Regions from separate parts of the Homo sapiens genome. Here all the other regions are linked to region 2. Evidence: chromatin contacts called from ENCODE Hi-C data. All regions are on one chromosome and are shown on one strand. Each heading gives the region's core, a stretch centred on a gene start or an enhancer-like site at or near the end of the contact. The rest is flanking DNA. Distances are from core to core; before and after follow the strand shown.

Region 1 (5,099 bases), core at 1,047-3,546, 4.6 Mb after region 2:
CTAATCGTTTTACTAAAATATATTTAGGAGTTGATAATTCCAGATCATTTCCCAAGGTACATGGAAGTCACTTTTGACATGTACATTTAAATTTTCCCTTATTCCTGGATTATTTTCTGGGGTTATAGTTTTAATATTAATTAGGTTTTATTGTTTAATGTTTGTACTTTAGGGACTCCACTTAACATGTATTTTGGTCTTCCTTTCCTGGCTTTTATTTTAACCTCTTCTCTCTGAACCTTTTTACTTCTATCTTTATATTATTTTCAATTTCTTGATTGTTTTCTTGCCATTCTTCAGTGTCCTTTTACATATTTTCATTTGAATATATTTTCCCTTGGACACCTTGTAATTATTCTTTGTTTCTGGGATAGTTTTTGTCATTACTTTCAATTTCCTTCTTGAATTTGCTCAACCCTTGTTGCATTTCTTCCTAATTTTTGTCTAGTCTGTCTTCAGTTCTTGAAATTTCTTATCCTAGATATGTGTGTGTGTGTGTATGTGTATACAAATACGTGACACTTTGTTCAGTTTGACATGTGGTATTACAATTTTCTTATGCTTCATGGTTTTTATTGTGGGGGTTTTCATCAGCGAAAATGTTATGATTTATTTTTTATCATCAGAAATGTGATTTCTGTTTTCTTTTTGCAGAATCTTTAAATGCAGTTGATTTGATGTTTTTCTGTTACTAGGCATTTTGAGGCAGGGTTCCCGGTTCAAGAGTGTTTTCTTTTATCTGTGTACTGAAATGCAGTTTTTAATAGATAATGTTGGTGTTTGGGGAGGGGACTGGCTGTCTTCTCTTTCATTTCTGCAGGATTTGTAATTTTCCCTTCTGACTTCCTTCTTTCCCTTCATTGTCAGGCCTCTGAAGGACATTATCTTCTTTTCGTATTTATCTGACTTTTTCCCAGAAACAAGGCTCCTTCAAGCCTCTCACCTCTTGTCCCATTTTCTTTCAAATCTCTTCCCTTGATCAATAAGGCACCTGACCTCTGTTCAGTTTTTAGTTCTTGGTGTTGGACTTTCTATTTATAAAGAGGTGACAACCCTGTACTTCACTTAAGTCCTTGGCAATAGTGGAGGGAGCTCAGTTGGAATTTGGTATCTTTTCTTTCTTCTACTTAAGTAATTTAATGTTCAGTTCATGGCATTCTCTCTAAGTAATGCTGAAGGCTTGTTTTTGTTTCGTTGAGGATATGGGTACGGACTTATATCAGGCAGCTGCCATTATCCTCTGACCGAGAAGCTCCTGAAAACATTTAATATATCAAGTTCTAAGTAAAATTTCTGTCTTTCTTAGGAACACTGGAAGCTTTGCGTGTTGCAAGGGCATCACCAAGGTTACATAGATTATGTTACAAGACAGATCGTTTTCTTGTATCGTTAAAGATGCTTAATGTGCTTTTTAAAGAACGCAACGAATGAGAAAGAAAAGATTTTAAACAATATATTATTGCTTTCCTTCTTCCTCATTTTGTGTTTATTGAAAAGAACAACTCTACCATTGATAGCTCTGTCACCCACAGAAAAATGTTCTTTTGAAAATTACCTTCTCAGTTCCTACCAACTCAAAACCTCCACATCTGCCTATATAGATAAATAAAATCGATACCAGCGGGTCAGGAATGTTTTGCTGCAAGATTAGTGAGAAAACTGCAGCAAGCAGCAGCAAAGTCGGGTTCAAGCGGGCGGTTTGCACCAAAAACTCAGGTCAGTTGGCCAATAAGAGCAAGCCCGTTAAGGGTCTGAGGTGGCCCCAAAGACCAAGGCTGAAGAGGTGACAGTCTGGGCAGGAAGCACCGAGGCCACTACCGCCCCCGTAATCGAGAGGCCCCGTGTGCGTGAGCAAGGCTCTTTGCCCACGTGTGCGCGCGCTCCAGTCGGGTCCCGGGGCAGCCACCTGTCACTCACGGGGGAGGGGGCGGCCGGCGGGGGGAGCACGCTGAGGGGCGGGCGGCCGGGGGCGGGGCGGCGCCCAGGCCCTCACGGCGGAGCCCGGCGTGCTGCAGCCATGGAGACGCGGCAGTCCCCTCCCGCGGCCCGCGCCCCGGCCCCCGCAGCCGCCGCCGATTGGTCGCCCTTTGCTCCCTGACCCCCCTCGCCGCCTCCGAGGCCGCTGCTTCCTGCTCTGGTGCCGCGCGGCGCCGCCGGCCCGGGGCGGAGCTCGGGCGCCGAGTGCGCGCCGCCGCCGAGCAGTAGCACCGCGCGGGAGGAGGAGCCGCCGCCGCGCCCTTCCCCTTCCTCCGCTCCTCCCCCGGCCCCCACCGCGCCCGCGGCCGGCCCAGGCAGCACTCGCGAGCAGCGGCGGCCCCGCCGGCGGCCGAGTTGGGAGAATGCGGCGGCGCTCGCGGATGCTGCTCTGCTTCGCCTTCCTGTGGGTGCTGGGCATCGCCTACTACATGTACTCGGGGGGCGGCTCTGCGCTGGCCGGGGGCGCGGGCGGCGGCGCCGGCAGGAAGGTGAGTGGAGCGCCCTGCCGCGGCCGGGCCCCTGCGCCCACCCCCCACCCTGCGCCCCTGTCCCCTGCCCTCTCCGCGCCGCCCCTGCGCTCCTCCGCCCGGACCTCCGCTCGCGTCGCCCGCCCTCGTCCCGGGCCTCCGCGCCGAGTGCCCAGGGCAGGGGTGCACCCGGCCCCTCTGCGCACGCCGGGCTCCGAAAGGGCGGCCCCCGCAGCCTTTCTCTGCCCCCTCTCGTGGACGTCGCCCCTCTCTCTGCTCGTCGTAATTCGAGTCTTGTCCGGCCGCCGGGAGCCCCATCCCCTGCGGTTGGAAGTTTAGGGATGGGGGTGTTGGGAAACACAAAGGGGGTGGGGAGGAGAGGAGAGAGAGGCGACCGCTTTTCCAACGCGTCATGTACAGCAGGAGAGAGGAGTCCAAGTTTCTTTTCAGCCCTTTGATACCAGCGGCTGCAAATCCTCGTCCCTTTCCCCCTGTCACTCCGCGGGGCGTGGGTTCCGTGTTTCTGCCACCTTCTTTGCCCTTTACCTTTGGGGGGCAGGGGCGGCCGCTCCCGTGCCAAGTAAAGCCCCAGGGCCCGTGCGAGCCAGGGGCCAGTGCGCCCCTGCGCCCCGAGCGAGGCCAGTCCCGGCCGTTCCCTTGCGGCCCCAGCGTTACCCTCTGCCCAACCCGGCCCCCGGCCCTCCCGCGCGAGCCGGACGTGGCCTCCTGCGCTTGCATTTTCCATCCCCACTCCCCGCTTCAGGGAGAATCCCTCTTCTGTGGCTGTGTTTTTAACATGCTCCAGGGGCCGAGTGATCTGGCTGTGGGGACCGTGTGAGCCGCTCTGCGGTTCCGCGTCCTCGTGCCGCCGCTCCGGACGGCCGGGCCCTGGGCATTCGGGAGGATGGTGAGCGCCGAGAGGAGCCGGGACAGCGCGGTCCTGCGGCCGAGCGCCGGCCGGGAGAGCAGGGCGTCGGGCTGTGTGCTGGAGCATGCCGGCAGGGGACGTTTGTAGTGTTTTACTGGCTCCTCGGCTTTGAAAGCAGCGTTATCTTTTCCGAATTCCTGTAACCCTCGTTACTGTGACATTTAGTGTCACCGCAAACCCAGAAAATTCTGAGTTAATGGAGATGGACTACGGGTGGTTGGGTTGGAACAAGAGAGTGGTATCCTGAAACAAGCCAGAGGGAACTAACTAGATGAACAGACTTCAGTTCTGAAGTCAGACCCCTAAATGTCCACGCCGGGGTTTGGCTGCTTCAGAGGTTTTTTCTTTGCTTCATTCATTCATTCATAGCCGAAGATGTTAGGTGGAATGGGTGCCTTATGTGGTTTCTGGTAAATTACGTGGATTTGTTTTATCTAGAAGGGCAGAAATAAAGCCCTCTTTCCACGTGCTGAATCGGCCTAGCTTCTGAGCTGACATTGTACTCTTAGCGTTGTTTTTGTAAAAAATGGTATAGGTAGTATATGTACGCGAAGACTTGGTTTATTCTTGAACAGCAAAGAGCATGCAGGCAGCAAAAGCCGTGCAGTCCATTCAGAGATATAATCGTGTAAAACTGGAATGATTTTTAAAACTTTGCTTCCCGGTAAACTGTGCCTTGGCCACTCTGCATAGCCTGGTGTGCTGGTGAGACCTGGCAAAGCTTTCTGCCTTTCATGCAAAGAAAACCAAACACATAAGCCACCCTTGGCGTTTCTCTTTCCTTAGTCTGCCACTTTCATTAGTACACGTGATTAGAAAGAGCAAGCGTGCTCGTTCGCCTCCCGGAGGCTGATTCCTCACTCTGGTGGGCTTCAGTTCCTGGATGGTGTGAGGGGTCTTCCATGCAGAAGTCTTCAGACACTCCTGAAGTGTGTGATTCTTAGTTTGTTTTTTTTTGTTTTGTTTTGTTTTGTTTTGTTTTTTTTAAAGAATTCCTGGTGGCAATATAGACAGGTACGGAGACCAGGTAGAAAAAGTGGGGGAAATGAACAATTAATTACACATGGATTGGTGATTTGGGATTCTATTCTTTCTGTCAACGAACCATAAAATTTAATGCTACCCCTTAGGATGCTTTAGTGATTTGTCGGTTGAGGAAGAGGTGTGTAAATGCAATAGCTTTTGAAATTGCAGTGGAAGACTCATTAACTTCGTGTGGTGGACCCAGGGTTAAAGAGAAGCCTTAAGATGGTTTCTGAAGGAGGTAAATAGAGCCCTGCTGTCACGAATGCCTGATGTATAGGAAAATCGTGTAGTCTTCTTTCTTCCCCAATTGTTTCCATGGATTTAGACACTAGAAGTGTCTCTAAATTTATTTCATTCTCATACCAAAAAAAAAATGTGGTTTGTTTGGCTTGTAAAGTATGGACATAAAAAAAGATAGCGGGCCATGCACAGAAAGGCAGAATTTAAAAGCTAGCTATAGTTTTTTTAGAGATAAGTGGACCTATATTTTTTCTCTTGCCTCATACTGTTCAAGTCAGGGCTTTTATTCCATATTTAGCCAGTTTCTGCACATCCTGACGTTTTTCATAGGGTACTAGGCTGCAGTATTGGGCTTTAGGGATCGTCTGAGGGGAGTCCAACTAGGATTTCTGCTGCTTCAGCAGCCCAGCCCAGGCTTGTCATTGTGTGCCCTGCCTGTTAAGTAACTCATCACAGAACTG
Region 2 (5,072 bases), core at 678-3,177:
GAAAAACAAACAAAATGAACCGGCATTCTTCTTAGAAGACCATTATCTTATACACAAATGTTCCAAAAGATGAAGCCAACAACATGATGTGCACCCCCACTTTACACAAGATCCACACACAATTGTCAAACGTGAGGATACAGTGCAATCACATCCTAATATATTCCCCCACAGGAGTGAAATAGCCAGGATGGCACACAAAAGCCCCACATTTGTTCGTGTCACTCACTATGCACTCACCTACAGGAGTCAAGATACACACAGGATTTTCTTACAAGAGATGTTTTAGGCAAGTGTGTTTGTAAAGAAAAATTTTGTTCACTGCACCCAATGTCCTCATTCGCCATAAACAGGAAAAACACGGAGACCCTCAGGTTTTTCTCTATTAAGCCAGATGCCCGCTAACTTCAGAGTCAACTGGCACTGCAATCCTCACACATTCCAGCTCCGGTATGTTACTGTTTGTGAACACAACAATTCTCTGCTCATTAACATTACAGGGGTCTCCAGCCATCTTTCCTTCACTTCTCCAAATTCATCTAAACGTGGCATAGAGCAAGACGCTCGAATGACGTTGGACAGCTTCCTTTTCACACCTGAGCCCCGGTAGCCCCACTAGGCAAAATGCAAACAGGAACCCCGGGCCTTGCTCCGCGCCCTTTGCTTCATGAAGCAACAGAAAGGCCACCTTCCTGGCTGTAAAGGCAGAAGCGCCTTCTTCCCCATAAACATCCTTGGGCAGCTCATCATTCCCCTCCTGCTCGTTCTTCTCCCTCTTCCCAGGCAGCCTGAGAAACAAAACTTAAACTGGACTTGTTGCCTAATCTAAATTAGGATCCCTCTGCTCTTCTCCGTAGCTCCATCTTCTCCCACACACCAGTTACTACAATGCGTAACTACAGATCTACACGTGTTTACGTGCAAGGTCCCCGGGGGCCTGTTCACCCTGGCACTGCCCAGGCGCCGCGCCTCGCGCTGCAGGTGTCCACGCGCGGACCACGGTATCTACCGCGCCCTCGTGTGAACACCCGACCGGGCCCCGTAATCACTCTGGGAAAGCGCCTTCAACAAAGCCCTCCGAAAGCAAGTGCTTTACTAAGTGCCCCTTGAGGCTACTGGCAGTGCGAGGCTGGCTGTCATTAGAACATTTTTCTGAACCCTCAAAAAGGTGAAAAAGCAGGACCGTGCTTTAGCAGGAACACGCACACCCGCCTAAATACCCGATTTTTGAGACTGTCCGGGCGAAGGAATTCAACGCATAGGAGCGAGCAGCCATGCAGTGTGCCTGGAGAATCACCAAACCGCGACGACCACGACCCTCAAAGCCAGTGACAAGCAGCGCGAATCTAAGCCCACCTCGGCCGCAGACCCTTCCCCGTCCCGCCAGGCCGCCGCGCCCTGTCAGCCTCCTACTGCAGGACCGCGGGGCCGCCTGCTCATCTGTCAGACGGGCGCTCGGAGGGGCCGGGAGCCAGGCTGCGGTGGGGCAGGACAAAGGCGCCCACGAACCCTCCCTGCCGCCGCCGCTCCACAGCCGCGCCGCGCCGCCAACATGGAGGGAAACGTCCGCAGTTTAAAACCCCCAGCTCCATTTCCGCAGCGGGCCCGGCTCGGGCGAGCTCCAGCCTCGCCCGCCGCCGCCCCGACCACCCGACTGGGCCAGAAAAGGCGAGGAGGGGAGGAGACGAGGAGGCGAGGAGAGGAGGGGAAGGCCGCCGCGCCAGGCCCCGCGCCCAGGGTCCCCGGCCCGGCCGCTGCGCCGGCCTCGGGCTTCCTCCCCCAGCGGCCCCTCGAAGAACGCGCCGCGGGGAGCTGGGAGCAGGGCGGGGGTGGAAGCACTCACCTGCGCCAGGTTCCGGCGGTGACACGGACGGCTCCCGGAGAATAGTCGCACAGCAACCCGGCGGCAGATCCACGCGCGCGACGCTACCCGGCCGCGCTCTCGCGCCCCGCAGTCCCGCAAGCCGGGCGCGCGCCTCCCCGGCCCCGCCTCGCGGCGCTTCTCCCCTCCCCTCGCCTCCCCTCCCCACCGGCGAGGCCGCCCGGGGCTCCCATTGGCTCCTCGACCTTTTGAATCATCCCCGGCGCTGTCGATTGGTCGCGCGCCGTGGCGCGTCCGCCCCGCCCCACCCTGCCTGGGGGCGGGGAGGCCGGTGAGCGGGGGAAACCGAGTCTGGCGGGGCGGCCCGGAGCGCGACGTTTGCCACCGCCTTATCTCAGCCGCCCAGGCGCCCTCGCAGCACACGGAGCCCGCGCGCTCCCGCCCTTTCCCTCCCAGCGCTCGCAGCAGTGTTTGGGGTGCCAGGTGGCTTGGCGAACGAGATTTTTTTTTAAGCTACAAAGAAAACTAATACATTCTTGAAGTGATCACCAAAGATCCGAGCTCGAAAGCGTTTCTCGGTAAAACACTATGAGTGCCCTCCTTAGCGTGTTAAAATCCCACAGAAGCCCCTGGACCAAGCAGCGGCATCGAAGGCGAGCAGGGGCGCTTTTGTGTCCGCGGCCGCTGAACCTGCGTAGAAGCGAACCCGGACCGATGCTGGGACCGGCGGCGGGAGGGAGGGGGAAGAATGGCCGAGGGCTCCTACGACTTACGCTGCGAGGAGGGGCTCGGTTGTTACCCGAGATGCTGTCGAGATGCAGTAGAAAATCCCCAACACCGCGGAGCGTGGAACAAGAAGTTTTATGCGTTACACACCGAAACACAACTTGACCTGCAACCTACAAGCCTGGTTTTAATTGAACCCCAAAATGCTGAGTCATGTCATTGTTGACTCCGAATCTGTTACGGATCCTAAGCTTTTTTTTTTCTGCTAGTTTTCATTATCGGTTAGTTGATTTCCTTCCTTTGAGGTCGAGAGTTTAAAGCAGTCCATTGAAGTTCCCTATTTTGCAGTGTGGTTTTAATCAAAGTATTTCTTAACACCCTAACTAGGTATATTTAAGTGAATTGCTATTTTGGAAGCATTATTAAATTGTAATAATGAATAGAACTTTTCATCTATAGCCTAGCTTCAGCTTTCATTTTCTCATAGAACTACAAAACACCCAGGTTTACTTCTTAAAAAAAAAAAAGTGAAAATACATCGAGTTTTCTCAGTCATTCACATGCAGTGTGAATGAGTTCATCAGAGCCTTTCCTGAGAAGTTCTGACATCAAATTGTCATTGCCATCGAATTTGCCCTTGGTGGAGATCTGTGCAACAGAAATGCACATCGCACTCCAAAGTCAGAAAATCTTTTATTTTTGACAAACCCCCAAGTCTCAATTGTCTTAACCCTTGACATAAGATAATATTAGTCCTACCTCATAGAGTTTTGCAGTAAATTACACAGAAATAAAAGCGCTTATGGGGACCTAAGACAGATCCTATCCCAAATAGCCAAGCAGTGAGTGCTACACTATTCTTTTCTCATATGTTCTACCCAGAATCAAGATTTCACTGGATTTCCCTTGAGGTGCACATTTCCTGGATGATTTCCACTTGTGAAATAGAAGAAGATTCGTTTCAAAAAAAAAAAAAAAAACACCTGGCCAGGCGCCGTGGCTCACGCCTATAATCCCAGCACTTTGGGAAGCCGAGGCGGTTGGATCACCTGAGCAGGAGTTCGAGACCAACTTGGCCAACATGGTGAAACCCCATCTCTACTAAAAAAATACAAAAATTAGCTGGGCACGGTGGCGAGCACCTGTAGTCCCAGCTACTCGGGAGGCTGAAGCAGAAGAATCGCTTGAACCTGGGAGGTGAAGGTTGCAATGAGCTGAGATCATGCCACTGCCACTCAGCCTGGGCAAGAAGAGCGAAACTCTGTCTCAAAAAATAAATAAAATAAATTTTTAAAAATTTTAAGAACCTTATTTTAAAGATCAGGTTTATAAAGTCTCATCATAACAAAATGAAGCCAAAACTTTGTAAATTAACTAGAGTTAGCTTAGCTAACATTTTACCTAATAAATTACTAATGACATTTTTAAAACAAAACTGATTTGACATCAGGAAAACTAAGCAATAATTTTTGTTCATTTCTACTTCGTGGACTCAAACATACCATGAACAATCAGATCTATATGTAGGCTGCTTTCTCAACAAAGGAACTGTTTGGTATTTTTCTCTTCTTTTTTAAGTCTACTAAAGGCTGTGTAAACTTGGAAGTGGGGAATTTTCAGAAAGTTCTCAGAAAGATGCTTGTCACTCACAACTAGCAAGTTGTGGGTTTTCAGAATCTATAAAGTAAAAGTCACTTAAAAGTCCGCATCTTGGCACCATTGTTGTTAATGAGGCCATGAGTGGCAAAGCCCCTTTCCCCATTCACATAACAAAAGCAAAGCAAAACCCTTCAGTCCTGCCACTAAAGCCAACCAAAACACACATGCGGCCAGGAAGCTTTCATATATAAAATACAGGAACCCCCAGCGGAATGCATTCCAATGTGGCAGTTATTTGGCTCTGGTCTCCAGAGGATCTCGGTTCCCAGGATTGAAACATCTCTTTCAGGAAAGACGTGTAGGTAAAGTTTCACGTGGCGTGAGATCCAGTTGGATTCTTTTGGTACTGTTACATAAGGAACAAACTTCTGTATGCTGCAAACTGCAGAAAGCCTTTATTCATAAGGTAGAGGTACCTCAAAAGCTGTCCGATAAAAACACATTTCTACTGATGATGTTTGATATGGTTTCTATTCACACAGAAATGGAGCTCACAATTAACATGATGCATTATGTCCATCTCAATAGCAATTTAAAAATTATTTGAAACTTCTTCTACATACTATATGTATGTTTGCAGCACTTATCCTCTTTTTTTTTTTTTTTTTTTTTTTTGAGATGGTGTCTCCCTCTGTCACCCAGGCTGGAGCGCAATGACACGATCTTGGGTCACTACTGCCTGTGCCTCCTGGGTTCAAGCAATCTTCTCACCTCAGCCCCGAGTAGCTGGGATTACAGGTGCACGCCACCATGCCCAGCTAATTTTTGTATTTTTAGAAGAGATGGGGTTTGGCCGTGTTGGCCAGGCTAGTCTCCAACTCCTGACTGCAAGTGATCTACCCACCTCGGCCTCCCAAAGTGCTGG
Region 3 (5,087 bases), core at 2,588-5,087, 3.0 Mb after region 2:
CTGGGACCCCAGGCTTTCTTGCCTTTCCTTCTTGTTCTCCTGGTTACGGTGATGATTTGCTACACATTCGTGTATTAGGTTCAGATTTTTAAAAAAATCGAGCGGTGAAAATCACATGACACACAATGTACCATTTTAAAGTACACAATTCAGGTGCATTTAGTACATTCACAATGTTGTGCAGTTACCACCTTTGTCTAGTTCCAGACCATCCTCATCACCCCTAAAGGAAGACCTGTCCCCACTAGGCAGGCACTCCTCTCCTCCAGCCCCTGGCAGCCACCAGTCTGCCTTCAGTCCCTGTGGATTTGCCTGTTTTGGACATTTCGTATCAGTGGACTCAGACAATCTGTGGCCTTTGTATCTGGCTTATCTCACTGAGCATGCTGTCAAGGTTCACCCTGTAGTAGCATGTCAGTGCTTCATTCCTTTTGAATGACTGAATAATATTTCATTGTAATTGGATAGATCCCAATCTGCCTACCCATTCCTCAGTTGATGGACATTTGGGTTGTTTCTACCTTCTGTATTTCATGAAGAATGCTGCCATGAGCATTTGTGTACATGTTTGTGAATAAATGTGTATTTTCATTTCTCTTGGGTATGTATACCTAGGACTGGAATTGCACGGCCATACGGTGATATCTTCTTTATGCGAGAGTCTAATGAAGCTGGGTGCTTCATTACAGGCTCATGCCTGTAATCTCAGCACTTTGGGAGGCCAAGGCGGGCAGATCACTTGAGGTCAGGAGTTCGAGACCAGCCTGGCCAATGTGGGGAAACCCCGTCTCTACTAAAAATACAAAAATTAGCTGGGTGGCCGGGCGCGGTGGCTCACACCTGTAATCCCAGCACTTTGGAAGGCCAAGGTGGGTCGGTCACCTGAGGTCAGGAGTTGTTGACCAGTCTGACCAACAAGGTGGTGAAACCCTGTCTCTACTAAAAATACAAAAATTAGCCGGGCATAGTGGCAGTCGCCTGTAGTCCCAGCTACTCGGGAGGCTGAGACAGGAGAATTGCTTGAACCCTGGAGGCAGAGGTTGCAGTGAGCTGAGATGGCGCCACTGCACCGAGATCACGCCACTGCGCTCCAGCCTGGGCTACAATGCTAAATTCCATCTCAAAAAAAAAAAATAGCTCGGCATGGTGGCAGGCACCTGTAATCCCAGCTACTTGGGAGGCTGAGGCAGAAGAATCACTTGAACCCGGTAGGCAGAAGTTCCAGTGAGCCGAGATCACGCCACTGCACTCCAGCCTGGGACACAGGGCATGGCTTTGTCTTAAAAAAATAAAAAATAAGAAAAGAGTCTAATGAGTTTTCTCTTACCAAAGCAGGCAGCACTGGATAATTTACTACATTTCTGAATCAGATAACCCGATAAAGAACCAGATCTTAGACCAGAGCTGTCCAGTGCAACTTTCTGTGATGCTGGAAACATTCTGTATCTGTGCTAACATGGCATCCACTGGCTACATGTGGTTAGGGTGACTGAGGAACTACATCTTTGTATTAAATTTTAATTATCTGAAAATTAAATAGCTTGTGTGGCTCGTTACTGTCTGTGAAACACCATAGCCTCAGAGATAACAAATGCAGTGCTACCCCAAAGTAGCCCTCCCACCACGCTGCCTCCCCCTTCACCCCATTTGAGCACCTTTTACAAAATCTGGAAATCCATGGTGATAGTTGAAACACCTAAGTCCCCAGACCCTGCAAAAACCTTAAATACCACTAAAGGGTATTTGAAGAGATAGAGTGACCTACATAGATATAAATACATAAAGATAAATTTCAACTGAAAATGAAGGCTTTCACAAGAAAAATAATGAAAAGATCTCTGGAAGGCTACACCCTCTCCTGGCCAGTCCTTGCAGTTTTGTTTTACTGAAATGGTGCCCACTCGTGATACACACTGTGAATATTGTGCTGTTTAGATCCACACTGTTGGAGCAGCTGCTTACCAATTTTTGGTTCAAATAGTTTCATAGCACTGGGATATTTTCTAAAGACATGCAGATTTGTGGTTAGCTGGTGTCCAGGAAGCCCTGACTTGAGTAGACCCAATTTTAGTAGGGTAAATATAAATTATATAATATTCCTGAATAATTTTACTGGCCTGTATTTATTATTACAATAAATACTTAATAATTGCTAATTACCCTGATCTGATAATAAATGTATTCAAAGTATCACTATGTACCCCATATAATATGCAATTGTTAGGTGTCAATTAACTAAATACTAGCACTTTGGGGATTAAAGAAAAAATAAAAACAAAGTAGGAATTATCCATATTTTGAGAAATAGATTAATGAAAACTGTACAGATAACAACAGAAGAATAACACTTTCTGAGCTCTGATTTTGTGGCAAACATTTTTTAAGGGATTATCGTGGATTAAATCAATGAACCTCTCTCCTCCAGGATTTAGGGGCTATTAACACAGCCATTTCAGTTAATTTGCCTGGAGGTCTCCGACGCTCTTAAACCCTCCATTTTATAAGGAAAAATGTAGTTACAAACCGTTATTTTCCTAAAGTCCACATGTATCATCATTCATCTGGTTCTAACAATACTCATTTTAAATTTGCTTAACTCGCAAATTTAGTTTTCCTTTTCAAAAACAGTGTACAAATTATTTTGTTCTCCAATTTTAGCAATCAATTTAAGGGGATCTTTGATTAATGTTTGACCAACCCGAATTAAACAAACTAAATTCCTTTAAATAATTATCCTATTCCAAATTAAGTCTTCTTAAAAGGTTTATACCTTTCAGCATCTACTAATCTGGTTCCTTTTAAGTACTGAAACTTTCCTCATGACCTTTAGAATTCCCAGCCAAATAAATTAAATCTTAACACTGGTGGAGCTCACATTGTTAAAACTTAGCAATTTAAATAGAAATCCATAGACTTACTCTTCAGAATTAAAGTGCAAACTACTTAGAGATCATAAATACTTTTAATATCAGATAAATCATTAAGAAATTGCATTCTGTACTTGATGACCACACGGGAACCTTGCTAGAGTCAAGAGAACTTGTCACTAGTAATTATGAAGACACCTTTACGGTGAGCGTTATTAAAACCCTACTAGAGGTTTTGGGTGGGACTCAAGAGCAAGGGGTGGCCACCTGTGGACGAGGGTTCCCTGTTGTTAACAGAACACGTTGCCCACCTCGCAAGTATGCAGCCCAATCAGTCCCCAGGGTCTCGGTTCCCGTTGCGCCCTTCCCCATGGCCACTGCGCTCATTCATGAGCCTAGGGTGATCAGGCCTCCGGCCTATAAAGAACTGCAGGATCAGTGCGGCTCTTTTCTCGAGATAGTAGGTGGCTCTGAAAAGAGCCTTTATGTCCATCAAAGGGGCCCCGGGGGCGGCGGGCGGCCTCACTTGCCCTTGGCCTTGTGGTGGCTCTCCGTCTTCTTGGGCAGCAGTACGGCCTGGATGTTGGGCAGGACGCCACCCTGCGCGATGGTCACGCGGCCCAGCAGCTTGTTGAGCTCCTCGTCGTTGCGGATGGCCAGCTGCAGGTGGCGCGGGATGATGCGCGTCTTCTTGTTGTCGCGCGCCGCGTTGCCGGCAAGCTCCAGGATCTCGGCAGTCAAGTACTCGAGCACCGCGGCCAGATAGACCGGGGCGCCGGCGCCCACGCGCTCCGAATAGTTGCCCTTGCGGAGCAACCGGTGCACGCGGCCCACGGGGAACTGCAGCCCCGCGCGCGACGAGCGCGACTTAGCCTTGGCGCGCGCCTTGCCACCCTGCTTACCACGACCGGACATTTCCGAGTCAAGGAAAAAAGACAACGGCAACCGAAAAGCGAGACTAAAAACAAGAGGGCAGTGAAGGCCAGCGAGCCCTTATGTATGGTACAGAGGTAGGCTAGACCGCGGCGTTCGATTGGATGGCTATGGTAGCCAATCAGAAAAAGAACCTGGCACTCCTAATTTGCGTATTCCTTTCCCAGCGATGACGTAGAACAACGTTTGATCCAATCAGAAGTGAGCAAATCCTGAGCCTTCATTTGAATACAAAACGTACAAATAGAGTTACTCCGAGCGCCGCGCGTTTCTGTTTGGAGAGACTCAGCCATCATGCCAGACCCGTCCAAATCGGCTCCTGCGCCCAAGAAGGGTTCTAAAAAGGCTGTCACCAAGGCACAGAAGAAGGACGGCAAGAAGCGCAAGCGCGGCCGCAAGGAGAGCTATTCTATCTACGTGTACAAGGTGCTGAAGCAGGTGCACCCCGACACCGGCATCTCGTCCAAGGCCATGGGCATCATGAACTCCTTCGTCAATGACATCTTCGAGCGCATCGCCAGCGAGGCCTCCCGCCTGGCACACTACAACAAGCGCTCCACCATCACGTCCCGCGAAGTGCAGACGGCCGTTCGCCTGCTGCTGCCCGGCGAGCTGGCCAAGCACGCCGTGTCCGAGGGCACCAAGGCTGTCACCAAGTACACCAGCTCCAAGTGAGGCGTTCCTCGGCGTCCTGAACCCAAAGGCTCTTTTCAGAGCCACCCACACGATCAAGAAAGGGTTTCGAACACGGTGAAGGGTTATGTAACCTAATGTGTCTCCATGCACCCTAGCGGTTGCCGGGTGCGGCCGAATCTGAGCCGTGTGTGTGTGTGTGTGTGTGTGTGTGTGCGCGCGCGCGCCGGCACAGAACGAGAAAAACTGCTCGTTACAGAAATCGGGGTAGAAACTGCTCAGGTGATGTAGCTCAGTAATGTTGGGAGGCGATCAAGGACCCCCTCTCCATCCCCTCCCTCCGCGCAGAGCTATTAACTCACGACGAGATTTCTTTTTTTTTTCTTTCTTTCTTTTTTTTTTTTTTTTTTTCTAGAAGAAGTCTCGCTCTGTCTCTAGGCTGGCGTGCAGTGGCGCAATCTGGGCTCACTGCAACCTCCGCCTCCTGGGTTCAAGCGATTCTCCTGCCTCAGCCTTACGAGTAGCTGGGATTACAGGCACGCCCCACCACGCCTGGCTAATTTTTTGTATTTTTAGTAGAGACGGGGTTTCACCATGTTGGCCAGGATAGTCTCGATCTTCTGACCTGGTGATCCATCCGCCTCTGCCTCCCAA

The links. Hi-C counts contacts between places; a loop is a spot of excess contacts on that map. Pooled maps may share reads with other maps.
Region 1: a loop to region 2 is called in a map of B cell, with 15 times the contacts of the local background. The contact joins the promoter of GALNT2 here to the promoter of LBR in region 2. A Hi-C loop is called at or near these places in 3 of 168 maps with a recorded cell type or tissue (B cell, CD8-positive, alpha-beta T cell and naive thymus-derived CD4-positive, alpha-beta T cell) and 8 of 50 pooled maps.
Region 3: a loop to region 2 is called in a map with no recorded cell type, with 11 times the contacts of the local background. The contact joins the promoter of H2AC25 here to the promoter of LBR in region 2. A Hi-C loop is called at or near these places in 2 of 37 single-sample maps with no recorded cell type and 8 of 50 pooled maps.

What each region holds. Positions count from the first base shown.
Region 1 is chr1:230,064,942-230,070,040 of GRCh38, forward strand. GALNT2 (polypeptide N-acetylgalactosaminyltransferase 2) reads left to right here and starts at 2,297. Exons shown (of 16, transcript NM_004481.5): 1 at 2,297-2,465. The coding sequence starts at 2,340. RefSeq lists enhancers at 1,513-1,672, 4,027-4,106 and silencers at 1,803-2,612, 3,053-3,112.
Region 2 is chr1:225,426,111-225,431,182 of GRCh38, forward strand. It overlaps LBR (lamin B receptor), which reads right to left and starts at 1,928. Exons shown (of 14, transcript NM_002296.4): 1 at 1,844-1,928. RefSeq lists enhancers at 338-1,010, 1,011-1,682 and a silencer at 1,515-2,344.
Region 3 is chr1:228,454,036-228,459,122 of GRCh38, forward strand. H2AC25 (H2A clustered histone 25) reads right to left here and starts at 3,838. Exons shown (of 1, transcript NM_033445.3): 1 at 3,329-3,838. The coding sequence starts at 3,782. The coding sequence ends at 3,390. It overlaps H2BC26 (H2B clustered histone 26), which reads left to right and starts at 4,068. Exons shown (of 1, transcript NM_175055.3): 1 at 4,068-4,523. The coding sequence starts at 4,095. The coding sequence ends at 4,475. RefSeq lists enhancers at 3,961-4,547, 4,548-5,087.